Regions from separate parts of the Homo sapiens genome. Here region 1 is linked to region 2. A link is a loop called in an ENCODE intact Hi-C map of the cell type or tissue named here. Cell type or tissue: natural killer cell. All regions are shown on one strand. Links, peaks and the distances in the headings refer to the core of each region. The heading gives the core; the rest is flanking DNA.

What was found. Peaks named below come from ENCODE experiments on the same cell type or tissue, not always from the same donor. Only the 100,000 strongest peaks of a DNase experiment are listed, where the experiment ranks them.
Region 1: a loop joins it to region 2, with 7 times the contacts of the local background. A loop is called at or near these places in 7 of 110 quality-filtered maps.

Annotation. Positions count from the first base shown.
Region 1 is chr2:223,723,493-223,730,079 of GRCh38, reverse strand. No RefSeq gene overlaps it. Among named protein-coding and RNA genes, the nearest start is that of AP1S3, 110 kb to the left of the region's middle. RefSeq lists enhancers at 3,223-3,890, 3,586-4,785. In natural killer cell, for the core only: CTCF peaks have their summits at 2,222 and 2,436 (motif pointing left); a DNase peak (open chromatin) is centred at 2,389.
Region 2 is chr2:224,281,482-224,288,068 of GRCh38, reverse strand. No RefSeq gene overlaps it. Among named protein-coding and RNA genes, the nearest start is that of FAM124B, 120 kb to the left of the region's middle. In natural killer cell, for the core only: CTCF peaks have their summits at 3,372 and 3,573 (motif pointing right); a DNase peak (open chromatin) is centred at 3,548.

The DNA of each region.
Region 1 (6,587 bases), core at 1,492-3,991, 560 kb after region 2:
CTTACTGTCTGCCATATTGTATCTGCAGCGATTTTGATTATTTTGACATTCCAAAGAATAGCATGCTAGTCCACAGCATTGATGACATTGTGCTGACTGGATTGAGATGAACAGGGAATATCGCATACTTCAGATGCCTTAGGAAGACATATGTGAGCCAGAGGAGGGCAGAGAATTCCAATTCCTTATAACCATTACTGTATAGTTAGGATCCTGTCATAAAAACAGATATCAGTTATTTTAACAGAATTTAATATAAAGAATTGGCTAAACAGAATAAAGGATTAAAAAAAAATTTTGGTTGAGGTGGGCAGATCACCTAAGGTCAGAGGAGTTCGAGACCAGCCTGGCCAACATGGTGAAACCCTGTCTCTACTAAAAATACAAAAATTAGCCGGGTGTGGTGGTGGGCGCCTGTAATCCCAGCTACTGGGGAGGCTGAGGCAGGAGAATTGCTTGAACCCAGGAGGCGGAGGTTGCAGTGAGCCAAGATCATGCCACTGCGCTCAAGCCTGAGCTGGAGACGTTGTCTCAAAAAGAAAAAAAAAATTTTTTTTGCAAAAATGAGGTCTTGCTATGTTGACCAGGCTGGTCTTGAACTCCTAGCCTCAAGCAATCCTCTCATCTCACCTCTCAAATTGCTGGAACTACAGGAATGAGCCACCATGCCTGGCCCAGGATAGAGAACTTAAATAGCTAAAAGGGAATCCTGATGTATCACAGAGGCATTGACAGCATAAAGCAGTTGTCACTTTTAGGACACAAAGGCAAGATGTTGGGATTATTGGAAACTAGAAACTTGGAGCAGGAACCTTCCAGGGGTGGCCTCGGCCTCTGAGGAGTTTCAGGACTAAGACGAGGGCCCTAAAGAATTGCCATTCAGACCTCTGAGAAGAGAAGAAGGAGAGAAAGCACAGTGGGAAGTACGTTGGACAGATGGTGGGGCCAGAAAATGAAAGTTCATTCAAGGCGGTAGGAAGATCAGCTTATACACACTATGTTGCAAAGTTTAGTTGACTTGATTTATTTCAGGAATGGGATAAGGAAGTAAATACACAAGAGGAAAAGACATTCAAGAAAATTGAAGATATATTTCATGCAGATAACTCTCACTTTTCTTATTTTACTTTAAAACCACTGTTGACAGAGATGAAAAACCTACCGAAAACAAACAGCTAGTCCATGGAAATATGTTTGCTGGTTCCTGGAGTTGAGAGGCAGCAACACTTGGGCCCAAGATAACAGCGGGAAGTGCAGAGAAACTTCTGAGCCAGACTGAACTTAGTTCAAATCTTAGCTTTATCACAAGCTGTGATATTACTCAAGTTATTTAACTTCTCTGTACCTCAGTTTTTGTAATTGGGATTATTATTACTACCATCACAAGTTGAGTTCCACAGAACTAAAATCGAAGTGCCAGCATGCCTCCAACACTTACCCCATGCTTCATCTGGGGATTTACTGCACCCAAATTATAATCCCCTGTATTATAATAACCAAGAACAATCTGTCTATTTCTGATCCACAATAATTATTTATAACACCGCCTTTTTTCCCCCAGTAGATGCCTGGAGTTTGAATCTGTTTAGCATGAACTCCTAGAAATCCCTCACTTTCTTGGTGTACACCCGAATTTGGGAGACTCCGGGTTGAATATCAGAAAGACTTAAAAGGCTATCAGACAAACGCTTGATTGAAATTTTCCCCAGGATTAAAACAGGCAGAGTCTCAGTATGAGTGATAATAATAACAGTACAGGGATGTCCCCTTAAAGACAATGGGGAAAGACAAGGAGATTTGAAATAGATGAAAATGTGGAACTCAGAAGATGTAGGTTCATATAAACTTTTTTTTTTTTTTTGAGATGAAGTCTCGCTCTGTCACCCAGCCTAGAGTGCAGTGGCACAATCTTGGCTCACTGCAACCTCCGCCTCCCAGGTTCAAGGAATTCTCCTGCCTCAGCCTCCCGAGTAGCTGGGACTACAGGCGCCTGCCACCACGCCCGGCTAATTTTTTATTTGTAGTAGAGACGGGGTTTCACCATCTTGGCCAGGCTGGTCTCGAACTCCTGACCTTGTGATCCACCCACCTCGGCCTCCCAAAGTGCTGGGATTACAGGCGTGAGCCACCGTGCCCGGCCGGTTCATATAAACTTTAGAAAGGGAGTCAGAGAATAAGAATTTATCAGCTTACTCTAAGCATTTCCCAAAGGACTGGGATTCCAATTCCAAGTGAGCAAAGATTTATCCTTCTAGAGAAGGAAAGGGCCATTCATTTGCTTTCCATAGCTTATTGGAAAATATCTCTGTGTAACTCGTATCCAGCAGTCATCAGGCATCTTCTCATTCTAATTTGCTTTCCTTAGCCGACTTGCATGCTAGAAGGAAGTGCCCTCTGCTGGTGTAAGAGTTCATAGGCCAAGTCCTTCTCGCATTCTAATTTGGTACCTTATAATTGGTTTCCTGTTACTGAACAGTCCTGTGTGAGTTTGGGTGATAATATTACACTGAGGCCTGAATTGGGGCAGGACCAGCATCAAACTAATTAGGGCCAGCATTCCACATCAATAGCATATATGTGGCTATGTTTGGGGGTTCCAAAAGTCCTTGTAATCTCAAATTATCTTTGCTGCTCATCTGCTATAACGTCTGAAATGCTACCATTAAATTTATCCCATTAGACTATAGTTCCAAGAATTACCAAAATGTAAGTTCATTTCAACCTAATAAACTCTTACTGGGTAAACCTTTAGTTTAGGGCATTGCGATGGGTACTCGGAGTTAAAAACCAAAAGCAAAAATTAAGATGGTGATTAAGTAAGTTTATCTATCACCCTCAACAGCTGCAAAACAAATTGTACGATGCAATGAAAAGTTAATATATCCAAAAATGCCCAAAAGAGGGATAAGGACTCTTATGCAATAAAAATTCAAAGAACTGAGTGATTAGTAGGTGCTGGAGTAGCCAGACATATGACTTGCATCAGGACTTCAGAGGTAAATAGCCCATTTGTGGTGGTCGTAAACAATTTAGGTTTCGCTGGTGAATTAGCTATCCAGGCTCCTTGAAAAGAGAAAGATTTAGAATGAATTCGATGACACTGCTCAGGGGCTTACTAAATTAGAGAATAGCTTACATGGGAGACCCCAGGACAAATACCTGGGGGCTGAATTGTGTGACAACCAAAAAGTTTCCAAGGACAAATTTGAAATTTGACTATTTGCACAGGGATGTCAGAGCTTTGTTGGATGATGGTACCCCGTGGGTGCCCTGACATACCTGAAGCTCTGTTTGAATAACGAACACAGTGAACAGTGAAATGGCCCTTTGCATAATCTGGGAAAGTCCTTGGAAATCCTGATGTGAAAGGCAGACTGGAAAAGGTCATTGTTGAGATTTTCCCTCCCCTCCCCTCCCCTCCCCTCCCCTCCCCTCCCCCCTCCCTCTCTCTCCCTCTCTCTCTTTCTCTCTCTCTCCCTTCCTTTCTCTTTCTCTCTTTCTTTCTTTCCTTTTCTGAGGCACAGTGTCACTATGTTGCCCAAGCCAGTCTCAAACTCCTGGGCTCAAATAATTCTCCCGCCTCGGCCTCCCAAAGTGCTGGGACTGCAGGCATGAGCCACCACGCTCAGCCACTGTTGAGATGTTGTAAGCAAATTGTTATGGAATGCAACCCCAAATTCATATATTGAAACCCTAACCTCCACTGTGATGGTAGTTGGAGGTGGGACCGCTGGCGGGTAGTGAGTTGATCATGAGGATGGAGCCCCCAGGATGGGATTAGTGTTTTTTATAAAAAGAGATTAGTGTGCTCTCCTTCCTCCCAACCCCTTCTCTGTCAAGTGAGGATACAACAAAAAGATAGCCACTTGCCAACCAGAAAGAGGGCTTTCACCAGACACGAAATCTGTCAGCAACTTGATCTCAGACTTGCCAGGCTGCAGAATGATGAGAAATAAATGTTTGTTGTTGAAGCCACCCAGTCTATGGTATTCATTATAGCAGCTCAAACAGACTAAGATGCAAATCAATATAAAACACTCTGTGAAAAAAAAGAAATGCTTTCAATATTTTCCAGTGAAAAAGAACTCATAATAAGGATTTGACATTGTTTGACAGGAAGGAAGGCTTCTGTTTCTAGTTTTTTAGTTAACTTGACAGTGAAGTTCAAGTTTGACAGTTTAAACTTTCTTTGGTTTGAAATCATCATTGCCAGGTGGGGGAAGAGGAAGCAGGACCCACACAGGACTCAGGAGGGCATTTAGGTCATTCTACCCAGGCCATTGCCATTCTCTTCCTACTCCTCTGAAAGAAAGGGAGGCTTTGACGTCAGGCGTGGGTGAGTCATCTTTCCTCCCAGGGCCTCCGGCTGGAATTTGCAGGCTGTCTTTGCAGCAGCTATTCTGTTAGTCATTCACAAAAAAGCATCCTGGAAAAGCTGAAGGGAAATGCTTGGATGGACAAGTGATTAAATTTCTATTTTCATGGCAGAGAACCTGCTGGCTTGCTCACAAAAGCAGCTGCATCCAGTACCAGGCACCCCAAGGGCACCCGGTAAATACTTGTGGATTCATTGACGAAAAGATCTGCTGGGTTCTCTTAAATCTTGGTGTTGAAACTGAATTTTCAGATACGATTATGTGACTGGTAGATAAGGTTTTGTGCCTATTTACTTCTCCATGCTCAAATGTCAAATCAAATTTATTGGGTTTACATAAAGAGGTTAGTAACATTGCTGGCCCTACTATCATGAACATTGTGAAAGGAAAATGAATAAGGCCCTTTCTGAAGCTTTATCTGCAGGGGTACATGTGTGGGATTCAATGGAAGGAAAGTTGAACTGTGAGCTAAGAATGATTGTCTCTTTTGCTCCAGGAAGCCCTCAGCAATCATTTGATCTTTTTTGAGAATCTGTTAGGGAAAAGAATAAAAATATCTCCTTACCTGCCAGAAATGCAGGGAAACAAGAATGAAGCAAAAGGAAGAGTATGAGTCCTACATCCTTCCAGCCTGAGACAGGATGTATCCTTATTGCTTTGCCTGCAGTGAACTGACAGGGAATCTGAGATGCACAGAGGCATGGTGAATTAGCCAGAGAAGTCTAGCAACTGCAGCCTGAGCCCTCTTCCCTTTTCCGTCTCTTAGGCGATCTCCACAGCTTTATACACGATCTACGTCCATGACTCTTAATTAGATTTCTATCTCTAGTCCTTCTCCTTCTTCACATATATAACTTTGTGCTTTACACTTTTATGTGAAGTTCTGGTAGGTATTTCAAACTTCACATTCGAACTCAAACTCATGACTTTCACCTCAAGCATGCTCCTCCCTTGTCTCCCTTAGGAGGGACTACCGTTTACAGTTATCTAAGCCAAAAAGTCTAGGCGTCATCCTTGAATCCTCTGTTCTTTTCATCCCCCATGAGATACAATTTGGTATTAAGACAAATTCTTTCTCTGTTTCTTTCTCTCTATTTCCACTGTGAATACCCTAGAATAAACCATGCTCCTTTCTCACTGGGTGGACAGCAGTCACTCTAGTCTCTCTTATTTTACTCTTGACTTCTATTGATATAGGAGTTAAGAAGAAATTACTTAGGCAGATAGTGAGGGTACTGGAGTCCTCGATAAGATTTTCCTTTTTAATGAAAAGCAGCCCCAAATCATTTTCTAACAAACAACAGCTTGTAAAATCAAGCTGCAGACATAGACAAGCAAGCTGGAAGATTGCAGGGATGAATCCCAGTAGAAAAGCACTATCTGGGACTAGGCATGTTCAAAATGGCAGCTTCATCTTCCCTTCCCTTTGCCAGCCACGTGTACAGTAAGGAGCAGACAAGATGGCACCAGCCAAGTTGAAAGCCCATTTGCATAATAAGATAGGCAGGATGGGGGTGGTGACCAGCCTTCTCCGCATGCCATGTAAACATCACACCTGATCGAACCAATCTGTGAGCCCTATGTAAATCAGACACTGCCTTCTCAAGCCTGCCTATAAAATCCAGTGAACTCTGCTGCCGACCAGTCTTTTCTCTCCGCAGCACTTCTCTCTCACTGGAGAGAGAACTGTTCTCCTTTCTCTTTCTTCTGCCTATTAAGCCTCTGCTCCTAAACTCCTCATGTGTGTCTGTGTCCTAAATTTTCCTGGCATGGCAGGACAAACCCCGGGTATTTACCACAGACAACAAAACCGCTTCACTATGATGTATGCATGCTGCAAAGGAAGGTTCGTATAAAATTCTTCTTAAAAAATTATTCAGGCAGCCGGGCGCGGTGGCTCACGCCTGTAATCCCAGCACTTTGGGAGGCCGAGGCGGGCGGATCACGAGGTCAGGAGATCCAGACCATCCTGGCTAACATGGTGAAACCCCGTCTCTACTAAAAATACAAAAAAATTAGCCGGGCGTGGTGGTGGGCGCCTGTAGTCCCAGCAAGCTACTCGGGAGGGTGAGGCAGGAGAATGGCGGGAACCCGGGAGGCGTAGCTTGCAGTGAGCCGAGATGGCGCCACTGCACTCCAGGCTGGGTGACAGAGCGAGACTCCATCTAAAAAAAAAAAAAAAAAAATTATTCAGGCAATTTATTAAATATT
Region 2 (6,587 bases), core at 2,610-5,109:
AAAACAGGAGAAAAGACTTACTGCAGCTGCCTTTTAATGACATTTCTCGGGAGCTTATACATAATACTTTCAGTTATATCCCATTGGCTAGAATTTAGTCAGTTTCTGTCTAACTGTAAGGATGGCTGGGATATGTAATGTTTATTCTGGGCAGCCACATGCCCAGCTAAAATTCAGAATTTAATTACCTAAAAATTAAAGAGACAATGGATATTAGGGGAAAATTAGCAAGTTCAGCTATGGGTTCTCAGCAGTGGAATTCCTGAGCCAAGCTATAATTTTGCTGTTTGAAGCCCTTGTTATATATGAGGACACACTGGTGCCAGAACGTCTCTACTGCTTAATCCTCCTTAAGCTGTGCATGAGAGAGTCTGCACACTTGTCACGTCCTTGCCAACACCCAATACTATCATCCAAAATAAGTCTCTGCCAGTTTGATAGGAGGGAAAAATATCCTGTTTATATTTGCATTACTTTGACAATAAAAAGAGCTAAACTTTTCCATGTATTTGCTGGTCATTCATATTTCTTTTTGTGAATATCCTATGTCCTTTGTCTACCATTAAATTAATATTTAGCTAGCTATAGTATTATATGGTTTGAGTGTGTCAGGAGGAAATTTTTCTTTGCAGTAATTAGGATTTTATAAAATCCTACTTTTATAGGAAACCTTTTTATGGAATAAACAACTGTTGAAAAGTAACTAGCAAATTTTTATGTAGTTTTCTTATGACTGAGAAAACTCAGACTCAAATATGGCTTTGTCTGATGTCACAGGCAAACCAGGAAGACGGGAAAATAACATCAAGTACAATCAACTATGAGTTTTCTTAATTCTTTGGAAAGAGTTAAATCACTGACATTTTAGCCCTTTCAAAAACAGGCTCTTCTCTCAGTCGGGTTGATCATTTGATGGTTGTGGTTCAGTTCAGTGTATGAGAAAAGTCATCCTGTGGGTAGGGACAGGCACTTGAATTGCCTTCCCAGTGGTGACAAAAGGAAATGCCATCATCCAAATGAGACTGCAAAAATGCTAGTGATTATTGCTAGCTCCTGCATTCAGTTTCCCTGTCATCCAGATTATCCTAATGAAATTTTCAAGTTGAACCTGGTATAAACATACTTTTAAAATACACATTTTTATTGGATAGTCAAGCTGATTGCACTGTTTTCATAAACAGAGTTTGTTTATGCTTTACTTCGGGCGATCTGAGCATGCCCGCCTTTACTGCCTCAGCACAGGTAGCCTTGGCAGATGCTGTCCCCTTCCAAGTGGCAATAGCGAGGATGTGGAGCTCACCACCATATGTGGGTCATGTTGGTGGTTCTTATGCAGGATCCCTTGCAGAGTGGTTGAGGATAAAAATTCCCACCTATTTCCTGCAGCCTTGGACAGCAATCATCACTCCATACAAAAGTTGACATGTATGTTGAGTGTATATGTAATCTAAAAAAAGTTTCTGTAAGTGAGTAAATTATCTTAACAAGTGGACCTATAACACACAGTTCACCCTACTTGAGCTGGGTTTATGGATCCCTGCTCGCCCGCACCACCATGATACCATTTCATAAGGGAATCCTAAAATGCCCCCCGTTAGTAGCTGTTATCCATATCTGCAGATACTTTGTTAGTAATAGCTCCTTAATGGGTAGAAATGGTAGGGTAAGTCTTAGCTGTTGATTTGATAGTGAAATTAATCCTTGAGTTAGCTATTTTCAAAGAAATGAGGAAAAGCCCTTGTTTTTAAGGAATAACATTTCCTGTTTCAAATTTGCCTTTCAATTCTCCTTCCTGCTATTTGAGTGGATGATAAATCATTTATAATTAATGTCCTTAGGATTTTTCCATGTGGATAAATACTGGTGATTGGCAATTTGGGCCTCTGCATACATGCTCCTGTTAAAATGAGTAAGAGATAAAACTACTACTCAATTAAGTTTTCCTTGTCTAAAAAAACACAAACAAACAAACCAAACCACACACATGAGAAAACAACCACAAAAATCCAGAGACACATTCTGGGTAAAATTTGTTTTAATATTTCAACTTTTCAGAGGGGAACAAGTATTTGGTTATCCTACTAGTTCAGGTTTATATAACTTTAATATAACCTTATCTAGTCTATTGACTCTGAAAGTTGGAAAATTGAAGAACTTCTCTCTCTGTCACTTTTAAAGAGTGAAGCCATGTCCCAGTTGATCTATTGATCAGGATTTGCCAAACATGTAAGTCTCTGATTGCTACTGACTTTTCTTGCCATCCTGGCAAAATTGTTTAATTGTGCAGTTTCTTAGATGTGCCATTTTATAAGAGAGAGGTAACTGCAAACTTAAAAGAGTTGCATTGTATAAATGAATACAATTAAACAATGTTAAATGCACTGGCTTATTATTATTATTTTTTTATAGTCTCAGGATACCTCCAAGTAGTTCAAAGGTCTCTGGCCACTCATAACCAACAAATGTCCAAAAGTAGTGAAAGATACCTCAGATATCATTGTGGAGAGGCTGAAATATCCAGAAGGCTTTGCAAAGCTCACAGTCAATTTCAAGTAAGTAGACTGGTTTCTGTGTGAGAGGGTCTATGCCAAAATGGTCTAGGTTTACTTGAGTTTTACAGCATTAACATCCTTCCCTTAAGTAGGTCTTGTGTCTACTTACCTGGGAAGGAAGGAAGATTTTGAACAGTTTGATTCTTTTTGGATATTGTGTATGTTACATTTTTTATATCATATAGGAAAGGGACTAATATCACTGCAGATGTTTTAAAATATGATGGGAGTGGATATTAAAGGAAAAAACTGTGGGAACAACATCTTAACAACAGTGAGATGGAGGCTCGCAGGGAAAAAAAAAAGGATGAGTGTCACCACTGGGATTTTTAGGCAGCCAAGGGGCACCACAAAAGCATTTATTCCTGGAGAAGGAGGGTTAACCAAAGAGAAGGGACCCTGAAAAGAAAGCGTGCCATTTCCACAAACCAAATCATGTTGATGTTGTCCACAGGGTTTGGACTACTAAGACACGATGTGACACTGGAGCCCTTCAAGCACTGAACGAAAGTAGATTTAGATTTAGATTCCCCCTCATGCTGTTGAATAAGGAAGTTTATGTTGTTCTAATATCTAGACTAGAAATTTCCATGTTAATGGTGGAAGCTCTTTTTTCCAAAGTAGGAGAGTTCCTTGCAACTGAATTTGGCAAAATAAGATAACCTAAAATGACAGATAAGAAATGATGGTGTTTGTCTTTACCTTGAAGAATGGAAGAAAATATGCTTTGGGAGACAGGCATCCAAAGGCATTACACAGTTTTACTGTAGTGGTGCTCAGGTTAGAGCAAAGAAAGGAGGTGGTAATAGCCTCAGGATTAACCATATATAAAGCCAAATATCAATGAAGGATGAAGTGAAGCTCTGGAACTGACAGAAGACCTGCTGGCAGGAATCACAATCTTGCCTGAATGTCTCATAATAGCCATGCTTACCTTTCTTAGCTCTCAGATATTATAATAATTAAATTCTGATGATGATAAAATTTACCAGCAGGGGGTGCCATCTCCTCAAATTTCCTTTCTTGGACAATAAAGGTCATTCTTAAAGGTTTTAATGTCTTTGCAGACAAGCCAAGGCTAATTGTAAGTTCATCAAATAATTGAGGTCTCTCAGTCATGGCATTGTCTAGATTGGGTATTATCCAGATGAGATGGGAGCATAACTGTCATCTTCACCTACATTAGGCAACTGGCTTCTAAACATTCACCTTTGGCCACAAGGTGACAGGAGGAGACTGTGTGAATGGGTTAAACACCTTTTGTGAGGCTGAGGCAGGTGCATTACCTGAGGTCAGGAGTTCGAGACCAGTCTGGGCAACACAGTGAAACCCCATCTCTCCTAAAATACAAAAAAATTAGCCAGGAATGGTGGCAGGTGCCTGTAATCCCAGCTACTCGGGAGGCTGAGGCAGGGGAATTGCTTGAACTAGGGAGGTTGAGGTTGCAGTGAGCCAAGATCGCGCCACTGCACTCCAGCCTGGGCAACAGAGTGAGACTTCGTCTAAAACAACAACAACAACAATGAAACCACTTTTCATGGGAAACTGTCTCAACCTACACTGTCTGCCAATGCAAAGTCAAGGCATGTGTTGCCTTCAGGTCAACATCATTTAGATTTTTGTTTATAGATTTTAAATGCTATTGGGGAAGAAGGTCTGCAAACTTTCACTCACAAATCACGTTTTACATTTAGACTGCAGAATTAGGTTGAGGCATGTTATTACATATTTTAATATTAAGTTAACTTTTCCTCCGATAATTTTTTCAAGCTTTTCAGTTTGCTTCACGTTCCCGTTCATGTTCTTCAAGATCTCAGCTGTCCCCCGTAGGGATCTCCTGGGACACTAAGCCAGTTTGCTCCAGGCTAGTCCAGGCAGCAGTCCCTGCGTGAGCTGAGACTTGCAGGGAAGATTCCATTTGCTGTGGTCTTGAGGCTTGCGTGATGTGACTGCTCACACTAGGGGCATGGCTGCCATGACCCCATTTGCTCATGACCCTGCTGGCTGAGCAGATTCTCCTCCCCAAAGAGCTGTGGGTGGTCGGCTTCAACCCCCGCAGCAGGGGTGGAACAGGAGAGACCAGAACTCTTGGGGATTCCTGAACCCAAGCTCCCAAATTAGAGCCACTTGCCACTAGTCCTTGCCCTGCTAAGCTCTGGACCTGGAATCTAACTTGAGCTTGGTTTACCCTTCAAAGACCTCAAGGTTCAAAAGCAGTGGATTAGGGTTCAGAAGAGCCAGGCTATGCTTGCAGGAGTTAAACAAGATGCTGCCCAGGCCTCACTCATGCCAAAGCGCTTTGCTTTTCTAAATTCTACTAGGACTCTAAACGAAACCGTCTTGTCTTTTCTCCTCGTTTATTATTTTCCTCTAATACCATTTATGCTCTCTCCTTTTTCTTTCTGTTCTGCCAGCTTTTCCTTTGTTCTGGCTGGAATAAAATATTCCAGAGACCCTTGAGGTACTAAGGCAGCAATTCTCAGCCCTAGATAGGGATTGGACTGTGGGATGCTTTTTAAAAATACAGAGCTCTATACCACTCCTCCCACCACAGACCTACTGGATTAGACATCATTCCAGAAAGCTCACCAAGACATTCGAGGGCACAGCTGAGGTTAAGAATTACAGAAAGGTAGGGATAGATTCAAGAGAAATGTAGTCCCTGGAAAAGGAAGGCTTAAATATTAAGTAACCATAGTAAAGGAAAAAGTAATTCCGCCAAGGAAAAAAAAAAGCTGGTAACAGGATGAATTCAAGCTTTCCTCTCCACCGATAAAAACTGGCATAGATATATCTTTCTCTTTTATATTCTTACTCTTTGATGTTTTTCTTCCTTTTCCCCCTTTTCATTCTCCTCCTGGATGGAGTAAGGAAGGGAATCAATGTCAGGTTGAAGAAGACTGGGCTGGGTTGAGATGGGCTGGAGAACTCCGTTGAAATGGAAGGCTGAGCGTTTGCAGGCATAATGACAAATTCTGACATCCCAGCTTGGGCATTGGCAACCCAGGCTGGTAGCAGAGGGGAGATTTTCAGGGGCACAACATCTATTCCCAGGGCATGGGCAATACAGCGAAGTAAAAGTTCTCAGCAACTCTCATTTCTTCTGACATTCCAAAATCCTGAGCTTTTAAAACTCTACCTTTGCCCAATGTCCCCTCTCTCCAATACTACCTCTTCCTTCTTCTACTTCCCAAAGGACAACTCACTGGGATCTCATTACTGCCAAGACATAAGAATCTTGACCTGACAGTTGGTCATTAGTTGTCTTTGACGTCTAGGAGGTAAGATGTACCATGGTGTTGGCAGCATCGGTGTTCCCAAACTTTATTATCTTACTAGATGTGAATACATTAAACTAGCTTAAAAGGTGGATTACATACATTTTATTGGTTAAAGTAATCACAATATATGCTTATTAATAAATGTTTCATAGAGCTGGATATTTTAAGAGAAAATTCATAATAATCAGTAAATTCATAGAATCCTGGAAGCTACTCAGAGAATCCCCTGGCTATGCCTCTGTTTTTATAGATGATGCCAGAAAACGGAGAGTTTGGGTGATTTTGCCCAAAATCACAGACCCAGGAACTAACTGTGGTCTCTGGTTTTCAATTCAATAATATTTTTAATCAAAATCATCTTATCATAGGCATTGAATTATACCAAAGTTAATTCTCAATTAATTGCATTTTTTGTGGAACTTCACTATTTAAGTGGACACTGATTAACCATTATTATTCTCGATATTAAGCAGAATGACTTGTTGGAAAAGCACGCTACTTGGAGATGCCTTTTTTTTTTTTTTATACACAGAACTCGCCAATACCCAGTTTCATTTTCCTTCCTTCTCTTTTTGATCCATTTGTTCATCCATTTACCCATCCATCCATCAACCATCCACCCAACCCATCTATCTACATCTATCTATCTATCTATCTATCTATCTATCTATCTATCTATCTATCTATCTATCTATTTATCTATCCATCTATCTATCCATCTATCCATCCATTCACCCTAGACACCATGCTAGGC